Linked DNA regions of Homo sapiens: region 2 is linked to region 1. The links are chromatin contacts, found by Hi-C or POLR2A ChIA-PET in ENCODE. All regions are on one chromosome and are shown on one strand. Each heading gives the region's core, a stretch centred on a gene start or an enhancer-like site at or near the end of the contact. The rest is flanking DNA. Distances are from core to core; before and after follow the strand shown. Region 1 overlaps LRCH1 (leucine rich repeats and calponin homology domain containing 1). Region 2 overlaps RCBTB2 (RCC1 and BTB domain containing protein 2).

What was found. A loop is a pair of places that touch in the nucleus more often than their neighbours do. ChIA-PET counts read pairs that join two places held with the same protein, here RNA polymerase II (POLR2A). Pooled maps may share reads with other maps.
Region 2: a loop to region 1 is called in a map with no recorded cell type, with 2.3 times the contacts of the local background. The contact joins two enhancer-like sites. A Hi-C loop is called at or near these places in 1 of 37 single-sample maps with no recorded cell type and 3 of 50 pooled maps. POLR2A ChIA-PET finds 5 or more read pairs at or near these places in 1 of 52 experiments (activated T-cell).

Annotation. Positions count from the first base shown.
Region 1 is chr13:46,592,539-46,597,695 of GRCh38, reverse strand. All of the region lies in intron 1 of LRCH1 (leucine rich repeats and calponin homology domain containing 1), which reads right to left. Among named protein-coding and RNA genes, the nearest start is that of LRCH1, 42 kb to the right of the region's middle. RefSeq lists a silencer at 2,260-2,309. Within about 2 kb of position 1,960, at least 8 of the 41 ENCODE cell types and tissues checked have a DNase peak (open chromatin) inside an H3K27ac peak, as active enhancers do.
Region 2 is chr13:48,490,497-48,495,653 of GRCh38, reverse strand. All of the region lies in intron 14 of RCBTB2 (RCC1 and BTB domain containing protein 2), which reads left to right. Among named protein-coding and RNA genes, the nearest start is that of RCBTB2, 40 kb to the left of the region's middle. RefSeq lists an enhancer at 2,094-2,173. Within about 2 kb of position 3,018, at least 30 of the 41 ENCODE cell types and tissues checked have a DNase peak (open chromatin) inside an H3K27ac peak, as active enhancers do.

The DNA of each region.
Region 1 (5,157 bases), core at 711-3,210:
GCACATCACAGCCTTCTTGCACTTAAAAACACTGGACAGGGCCAGGCGCGGTGGTTCACGCCTGTAATCCCAGCACTTTGGGAGGCCAAGGCTGGTGGATCACCTGAGGTCAGGAGTTCAAGTCCAGCCTGTTCGACATGGTGAAACCCTGTCTCTACTAAAAATATAAAAATTAGCCGGGCGTGGTGGCTGATGCCTGTAACCCCAGCTACTTGAGAGGCTGAGGCAGGAGAATTGCTTGAACCCGGGAGGCGGAAGTTGCAGTGAGCCAAGATCAAGCCACTGCACTCCAGCCTGGGCGACAAGAGTAAGACTCCATCTAAAAAAAAAAAAAGTCCTACTGGACAGTTCTTTAGCCCTATATTTGGGGAGCCATTTTAAACAGTGAAATCACCAAGAAAAAGCCCAAAAATGCAGAAGACATGGCACTGAATTGTCTGCATCCAGGACACTCGTTTACAGTATGAGAACTGAGGCAAGAAGGCAGAGTGTCACCTTGTTCAACCTCCACCGGGTACGTGTACCTTGAGCTACTCAAATTTTTTTGCTGCTCTGTACATATCCACCAATGACCACAAAGAGTCCTCACGGATGGATTTGGGGCTTACAAATACATTTTAGCAAGTAGGCCAATTTCACAGATACAGAATTCTCAAAGATTGAGGATCGACTGTATTAACCCATTTGGGAATTTTCTTAGACCTAAACTTAGAGTAATAGATAGGAAGTCTATTCAAACCTTTCTGGGGGAAACTTTTAAAAGGTCACTTGAAAATTCAAGGGCTCTGAGCTACATACATAGAGCACTAGTTACTATCTTCCTGGGGTGGTGAAAATGTCCTCTTCACTCCCCCAAATTCAGCAGGCAAAATGCTGGGCAAATGATCGATTGCCATGGACCTAGCCATGTTGACTACCAGCATCTACCACCTGCGTAACTTTGCGTGACTTTGATCCAATCGCAAGCTGTTCCTCTACCCATGACGGGATTTCCCACAGTCTCCAGAAGGCACTTCCTGAAAATCATTCCCTTTGTCTATTCATGCCTTTAACATGTCATCTCAATGTAGCTTCAAGTTAGAATTCACTGACATTCTTTCATATTCTAACAAAGATGTCTCTGTTCCAAGATCGCTATTTCATTTCCAGATATATGCTAAGATAAAATTCAAAATTTAAAAAATGCCCAATTTTTCCAATTTGCTATTCATAGCAGCACCAAGTGTCTTAAATCATAAAAATGGAAACATCTGACAGACATACTGCAACTACAAGATCCTTATAAAGTAACACATGATTTTTTTTATCTCCCTGGAGAAGTAAAGATGCTTTGATTTATAGTCATGATCAGACTGTACCAAAACATGCTGCCTCCTTGAAGCAGGTAATATTTAGGGCTGCAATACAAGCTTTCCTCGGTGTTCATTAGGATCACAGTGTTTCTTCAGAGCTGCAGGAAACATTCAAAATTCACCAGCCCTTTATCTATTAGAAGAGATAAGCACTCAAGATGTGTTCCCAGGGAAAAAAACATTTTTGATCATGTCAACTCCCTCATCTATGATAACCATCCAAACCTCAGCTCCTCCTCCTTTCCTTTGAAACTAAAATAGGAAGCACTGGCATGAAAAACTTCTGCTTTTTAAAGTCTCAAAACTGGTTACTTGTATTTAAAAGCCTTTTTGCCTGTTTAAAACTAAAAACACTTTTACACCTTCATTAAAGTTATGACCGATGTGTTTAATTTTAAAGACATAGCTGCCATTCTTAATTACTTCCTCTACCTTTAACATCCCTGTCTTACATAAAATATTCAAAAAAAAAAAAACAATGTGAGGCCGTGCTTTGGATTCCATGTGGCCAATTTCACTCTGTGGCAGTTGCCAGCAGAACTCCACATCTAGAACAACCAGTATGTGCCTAAGGCCTTTCCTGTTCTTTTTGTTTCCTTGAGTTTATTCCTGTCAGGTGTAAGCACTCCAGAAATGTAGAATTATGACATAGGAACTCACACTGAGTCATAGCTGGAACTCATCTCTTCTGAGTTCACAATTAAAAACAAATGAAATCTAAAATTACATTGAAAACATAAAGGTAGATGGAAGTTTAAAGTGCAGATGTGGCTTCAGCCCCAGCTGGATATGCTCAGGGGGGAACAGATGTCAGTAATAAACCTAGGAGAGCTACAAAAGTTAGCTTATATCCATCACCAAGTGAAAATGCTGACGTACATATAAAACTGTGCCCTGCCTGCTTTCCTACCCAGTCTGAGTGTGCAATATGGAAACAGCCTGGAAAAGAACCCAGAAACCCTGTGGAGATGCAGAGCAGGTCTGCCACATCAGCGGTGAGGAAGTCACTTACTGCATGGTCGGGGTAGGCTAGCCATGCAGCACCATCAGGAAAGGTATGGTTTCTTCTAACACTTGGCACCTGGCCTATGCATCCTCTAAGTTCACCAAAGAAAGAAAACACATAATCTGCGGTTACATTCATTAAAGTCTGCCACAGGAGAATAGGGTTCTCGATGGGTATGGGGAGATGACAGAACAAAACTATAAATGACCAGGAATGGAATAAAATTAAACCTAAAGTGACCAGGGCAAAAAGCAAACCCCAGAATGATCATCATGGTATTAATAATTACATAAAGACTATAAACTCAGAAGAAGCTAGGAGAACACCCAGAGCCTGAAAGTTGGAGAAGGTTATAGCTGCCACACTCTTTAGATGAAGTTCATTTATGAGACTTTCTTTATATAGCCTGTATAGTTACATAAACTAGAGTCAATCAGGTTTTTCTAAACTGCGCTCTTGTTACTAGATCTTATTACAGTCTTCACATTTCAGAGCTAAATTAAAAAAACACACACATTTAGCCATATGTTTTCTATGGAAAGCACTAACCATACATTTGAAAATGAGGGTGACTTTCTTTTTTGTATTTTGCAGCCAGGATATTTTATTCACCAAAATTAAGCGAAGCAGTTCCTACTTATGAACTCATATGAACTAATTCAGCCCCGTCAAATCGAGAAACTTTAAATATTAAATTCTACTGTACAATCTCAGCTGGAAGTCATCTCTCTCTCCACCAACCTTCCAGGGCACTTGGCACCTATCCTATAATGCAAACATTCTGTGTAGCTCAAGGAGGTGGCCTGATTTGGTGCATTCAACAGTGGCTAGAGGTCTAAGCCTCTTTGCTTCTGCAGGGAGACAAAGAAAAATCATTTACTATTTTGCAAAGATCGCTTCATTGAATTTTCTTGGGGTCAATAGCCCTTAGCAGAAAACAAGTATTCCACACTTGTTCTATAAGGTTCTAGGAGGTTCTTACAAACCTCATCAGCAAGTAGTATTTTTTACATAACTTGCTATTAGCTTGGAAATTTACTACAGTCTCTGTTTATTTTCTTCAGTTGTTAAATATGTACTTTTTTTTTTTTTTTCACTGAGATTAAAAGAGGAGTCCAGGCAAAACAGTAAGAACATGGGTAAGAAATGGAAAGACAATAAATGTCTTGACTTGTTTTCGGGACTCAGACTGCCTAGGCTTAAATGCCTGCAATGTCACTCCCTGGCTCTCTGTTCTTGGCAAGTTACTTCACTTCCCAGGCACCTGGTACCCACCTCTCAGGGAACCTGGTATCTATCCTATGATGCAAACATTCTCTAGTTCAAGGAGATGGCCTGATTAGGTGCATTCAACAGTGGCTATAGACCTAAGACTCTATCAACTTAAAATTAGTTTTATAGAGGAAATGATACCTGATAAAAGGACACAGGAAAGAAGAAAAAAAGTTCATTTTTTCTTCTATATCATTATTTGTGGTCCAACTTCACCAAAGCTACCACAACAGACAAATAATGAAATCAGATCAGAGTGAGTTTAGAATTCAGAAAAGCAGAAGAAACTGACAGAGATTGGGAGTCTCCCTGGAATGGATGTAGTGGTGGCACCAGCCTCATCAGGACCTGGCGATCAGAAGGATGGATCCCGCCTGGGCCAGCCTATCAGCAAGCAGCTGGAACGAAGGGGCATGCCGCAAACTCACAGACCTGCCCACGGTTAACTAGGCAGCCACTCTCGCCAACACACAGAACAAATTTACTCAAAACATATCCTCACTCTCTGAGATTGTGGTTTATTCAGATCACGTCAGATCGTGGTGACGTTTCACTAAAGTCACTTTGATTTATCCTGGTTCTAAAATTCAGTGTCTCTCTGTGTAGGCTCTTTGATTACTGCCTTTGTATTCTCCAGCACGACCGAATCAGCTACTAGGTATTGGGATTCCTAGAAATGTTTGAAGAATGGCATGTCCCAGTTAACCACTGACTAGAAAAACCAAATTTGTCTAGTCAATTCAGGATTCAGATGTCAAATGGACAAAAAAAAAAAAAAAAAAGGAAAGAAAGAAAGAAAAAACCTCTTAAGGAAAAACTTTTTTTTTATTTCAAGTCTTGTTGAAAAATGTTTGAAAATACACTGATGAACTTTAGTACTGAGTAAATGGAAGTACTGAACATCACTTAATACTTTTTGATGATTCAAAGCCTACACTTCCATAGGGTTTCAAAACAGCTATAAATACAGGGCTAGTAATCCAAAGGAGGATATTACTCCCAGTTTAAAGGCAAGCAGGAAAGGCTACATTGGGGCAGAGGCTGGGACCCGTGTCCTGAAGGGACATGGGGATTTGAACAGGTGGAGACTGTAGAGGGAAGGGACATAGGAGGACAGGTGGTAAGGGAATTTTAGGTAGAGAAACCTCACAAACTTACAGAAGCCATAAACCCAAAATCATGGTCTATATTGATTTTTAATACCAATGCGAGAATGAAGGGATCTATCAGTCTAAAGAGGTAAGACGGGGCCAGATCACACAACAAACTAAGGAGTTTTGCCCAGAAGCAGCCAGGAATCACCAAACATTCTTCAGCTCAAAGAACAGAGACTGGGAAGAGGATGACATGATCAAATGAGTGATTAGGTATGATAGAGCTGGCAGAAATGTATATGAAGTGGGTAACACTAAGTACCATTTAAAACATACTTTTTAAGTGCTTCACATATTTTACCAATTTAATCTCATTTTACAGATAAGAAATTGAGACCAAGGAATTAAACAGGTTTTTCCAGATCAGTGACTC
Region 2 (5,157 bases), core at 1,769-4,268, 1.9 Mb before region 1:
AATTTGGTATAATATGTATTAAGCACCTTAAATTAAAGACATAATTCTTCAAGGAATTCACTCACAAGTATTTATCTTGAGGAATTAATCATGGATTTGCACAAAGACTTAGCTTCAAAGGTGTTTACTTCAGCAGTTTATAATTTTGAAAAATCAGAAAAAGGTTAGTGTGAATAGTGGAGGCTTGTTTATAAAATGTTAATATCAAGAAATTATGCAGCTATTCAAGATATATCACTAAGTGAAAAACTTATCCTATTTTTATTTTTTGAAAAAGTATAAATAGCTGAATAAAAAACTAAAATTCATTATCTACATAGAAAAAAAGACTGAAAACTATGCTTAGTGGTTATCATTGAATGGTGGGATTGTGGGTGATTTTTATTTTCTTCTCTTTGCTTATTTTTTTTTAACTTTTACAGTGACCATGTATTGTTATGATAATAAAGAAAGGAAAGAAAACCAATCTTAGAACCAAATCTTTAGGAAACAGGCTGTAACATCTTCGAGTCAGTTTCCTTTTGGTATAAGGATATCCTCTCCTTTGGTCAAAGAAAACAGAGACATTTTAGTAGATGAAAGGTTATAACTTTTTTTCTGTTTACATAAATAATACTATGCTTATTAAAGAAAATTTGTAAAAGACAAAAAGTGAGGAAGGTAATGACTCATCAACCAGAGAACATTAGCACTTTCATATAACAGCTTCTGAGTTTTTGTTTTATGTCACATTATATATTTGTAAATACTTGAAACCTAGATTTTTTTTCACTTAACATTAAAAAAAAAGTACTACCTCAAAACAATGACATTTAACAGCACAGTGAATGTTTTATATCAAGGCAATAACATATTGGGCACTTACAACACAGAATGTTTCATGGTCAGACAAAATCCATGCACTTTTCCTAGTCCATTCTTGAGCATCACAGTGATGAGCCACGGTGATGGAGGGCCATCTCAGATGTCAAGATGGTGGCACGTGGTGTTTGCATCTGAATCAGGCTTCATTTTTAATACTTTTTTATATTCTCTATTTATGTGAATTATTTGTCTGGCTACCTTCCAGCTCTCTGTTTTCTAGAAAGTAAGCTCTTTGAGGCATGGCAGGGACTTTGTTTTGCTCACAACCATATCCCCAGCGCCTAGGACGGTGTCTGACACAGAGTAGGTACCTACTAAATACCCCTTTCATGGATGTTCAGTTTTGCCTATAGAGATGCACTGTTGTACTACAGCCTGTCCAGCTAATTGCTGTACCCTAAATTAGTATAATAGACTATAAGTAAAATAGACTGTATATGTACTTAATGTAAAATACAAGCTTTCGTAAATAAAGAACAGTGCTGTATTTGATTTGCCTGGCTCAAATAAGCAAGAAATGGGCTCTTTCAGCAAATTATTATCCCTCATGCTGGACTGTCACTTAGTACATAATTAATATGAGCCAGGGATTATTCTAAGCACAGTTCATGTTTCATTTACTCCTCAAAACAACCTTATATGACATAGGCATTATTATATTAGATCCAGTTTATAAATGAGAAAACTGAAGCTTGGAAAGATTAAGTAATCTGAGTAAACTAGTAAACTGCAAAACTGGGATACAGTCCAAGATTGGGCACATTTTAAAACCGCATGTTTAACTACAATTCTCCATTGTCCTCAGTATTTTGAAATCAGGAGTATTTATGCATGGATTCAACAAATATTCACTGAGTGCCTGCTACATGCCTGGCACTGCCCTACGCACTGGGGTACTGCAAATGAACAAAACAATCCAAAATCTCTGCTCTCATGGGAATTTCTGGTGAGGGGAGATAGGTGATCAATAAATGAATAGGATATATAGTATGTCAGATGGTGACAAGTGATATGGAAAGAAGTAAGACAGGGAAGACAGCCTAGGGAATGCCATCCTGAGATGAAAGTTGAAATTTTAAATAGAATGGTCAGGGAGGCAAGACATCAGTGAGCAGGTGACTCAAGCAGAGACCTGAAGGAGGTGTGGGTGGTGTGTTCTGGGAAAAGCAAGCCCGGTGTGGAGGGAGCACAGTGGGGAGGGAAGTAGCTGATGAGGCAGGGAGATGGTGCGGTGGAGGTGCACAGTGGCGTGTGTGGGAGGAGGCAGGGCCTGCAGAGTCCATAGGCAAGTTTCAGGAATCAGAGTTCCAAGGTGAGTGGCCATCAGAGGGTTTGGAGAGGAGCAGATATGATGGGCATTTGAAGTAATCCTCCTGCCTCCTGGCTGCTGTGTTGAGGAGGGAGGGAGGGAGGTAGGGAGAGAGAGAGAGGGTGAGAGAGAGAAGAGAAGAGAGAGAGAGAGAGAGAGAGAGAGTGTGTGTGTGTGTGTGTGTGTGTGTGGAGAGAGAGAGAGGGTGAGAGAGAGAAGAGTGTGTGTGTGTGTGTGTGTGTGTGTGTGTGTGTGAAGGAGGGTACTTAGGAGGCTGTATAATCCAGTAAGTGATGATGGTGGATTGGTCCAAGTTATCACCTGTGGGGATGGTAAAAAGTGGTTAAGATTTTGAATACATTTTGAAAGTAGAGCCAACAGGATGTGCGGATGGATTAGATGTGAGGAAAAAAAAGACGACTGAGGAGGTTCTGTCCCTCAGCAGCTGTAAGGATGAAAGTGGCATCTATTGAGATATAGAAGATAGGAGCAACATTTTGGGGGAAATATCAGAAATTTGGTTTTGAATATGAGAAGTATGTGATGTCTATTAGACATCCAAATGGAAATGTCTAATAAGCAAATTGGATAAGCAAGCCTGGAAGTCAGAGAGAAATGTGCTGAAGTCAAAGCTATGAGGCAGTGACGTGAGACAGGTTTGAAGATTAAGTCCTGAGCACTCTGTGCTTAGAGGTTAAGGAGATAAGGAGACACCAGCAAAGGAGACTGAAGAGGAGTGAGCAGTAACGGAAGAGAGAAACCAGCAGACCGTTTCCTGCAGGCTGGGAAAGAAAGCGAAACAGGAAGGAAGAAGTCCGAACCACACCAGATGCTGCTGGCACGTCTGCACGAGGACTGAGAACTGACGAGTGGGTTTGGCGATGAGAACGCCGGAGGGGCCTTGGCAAGCAGTTTTAGCGCAGTGAGGCGGGAAGTCTGATCGGAGCGTGGAAGTAGAGGAACTGAAGATGGGGAATAGAGGCAGCTTTTCATGGTAATTTTATTATAAAGATAAAAAGGAAGAGCTTTGGGGCATTTGAGGTAAAACATCTTTACTTTTTTAAGATGTGGGAAATGGAAGCTTGTCTAATGATGCAAATGACTCAGTGAAGGGGAACAAGCCAGTGATGCAGGGGACAGTTGGTAGAGCAGGGCCCCTTAGTAGGTGGAGCAGTGGGATCTAGTGACAGAGCAAGGGCTCTGCTTTCTATAGGGTCTTGGACCTTTGATCCAGAGAAGATTGCATCCACAGGCCTCTCTGTAATAGGCAAGGAGACGTGGTGGGGAGAGCTTGTGGAGGTTCTTTTCAAGTGATTCTGGTTCTCAGTGAAATAGGAAGTCATGTCAGCTGAGGATGAGGATGAGAGGGGAGATGTCAGGCTTATGGGGAGAAGTATGAGAGTCCTGTAGGAGAATGAGCAAACTAGGAGAATGTGGTAGGACTGCAGGACAGAACAGAGGGCCCCATTTTGAACATGAAGCCATACAGAGTGGTAGCATTCAAAATAGACTACAATTCTTTAACTGAAAAATAATGGGGGCCTTGTTTTCTATGGACAGAATTCCCCTATAACCAGTACCACCACCCTATGCCAATTTATTGAATTCTTAGAATCACAGGAACTCTTTCCAAGTCCTGTCCTTAATTTAGTATTTAGGGGAAGATCCCACTCTAGAATAAAGTAAAGGAGCATGGATCCAAGTGATAACTTTTTAGGGTCCTTTCATTCTCCCATTAATTAGCAATTTTCCTGATGCTGTCCAGATCTGTGAGGCATCAAACTGCCCAGCCACCTAACTCCAGACACACTCTAATGTGTGTGGTGTAGGTATGAATTCCTCCATTCCTCTCTGTAGACTTCAGCCAAAGAGATGATGCATCTCTATCTGGTTTCACTTTTGTGTGCTGTAGGCAAAAATGTCATTTCTAAAAATTTAAGCAACAGCACATAATTTTAAATGGACTCTGAGATATTCAGCATGTATCATTGAAGCACATTTTTATGTATAGTATGCTGTGATGACAAGTGGGTGTGTGAATTTTCCCTGTTTATCACTGAGGGCTTACCTGGGACAGAGACACATCATATTGCTGGTGTGGTACCAACAGCCTGCCCAGTTATCTTCAGGCATGAAATAAACATTTTCCTAGTATAGTTTCTTTCTTTTCTTAAAAGAAAATGTACCGTAGGTTTATATGTACATTGGCAAGGCTATCAGCATTGCTATTTTTTTTATTTTTTCCATCTTCAGCATTTGCTATAATTTATGTCTAAAGAAGAAAAGACTATCGTGTGTAATGTTCATATGTAATTGCTTAGAAAGTATTTGGGGCTTTTATTTTTTATAAATTACCTACAGTAGCTTGGAGAGGAAACTTTTAAAAATTGACCACCACCTAGCAGCATCTTGTCCTAGGCCAAGTAGCCTAGGGTTTGAGGCATATTGGAGGTCTCAGCACCCTGCCCTCACTTCTCCAGGGCCAAAAAGCATCTGGTCAGCCTCATTCTGATTTTCAAGTTATAGTTCTAATCAAGAGAATTATTACAGCATTATTCTTTGGCCCAGAGTGCATTACAGTAAGCCAGAAAACACCAATCTGTTGGGTCTCTCTTACCAGAGACTTGGAAGTCATGATTTCTTTAAAGCATTTTCCCAGTTGAGATTATTGAAGGCATATGTAGTGTGATCAAATCCATCCATCCCATCCTGTGTCGTCTCATAAAGAGAAAAAGCGGTGGCCTGTTAATGACTTCAGAGCAGCAATTTCTTGGCATTACTGCTTTTTATGGCTTACCTTTTTCTTCCATCAACTCTTTATAGGCAGACATACTTAAAGACGCTGATATAAATATAAAAGAGGAGTATAGGGCTTTTAACAATTATTGAAAGTGAAATCAACAGTTACAAATACTGTCACTAGACAAAGGTACCAAGGAATTCACACACTCACATGCCTATCTCTGGGAAGAAAAAGTTAGATT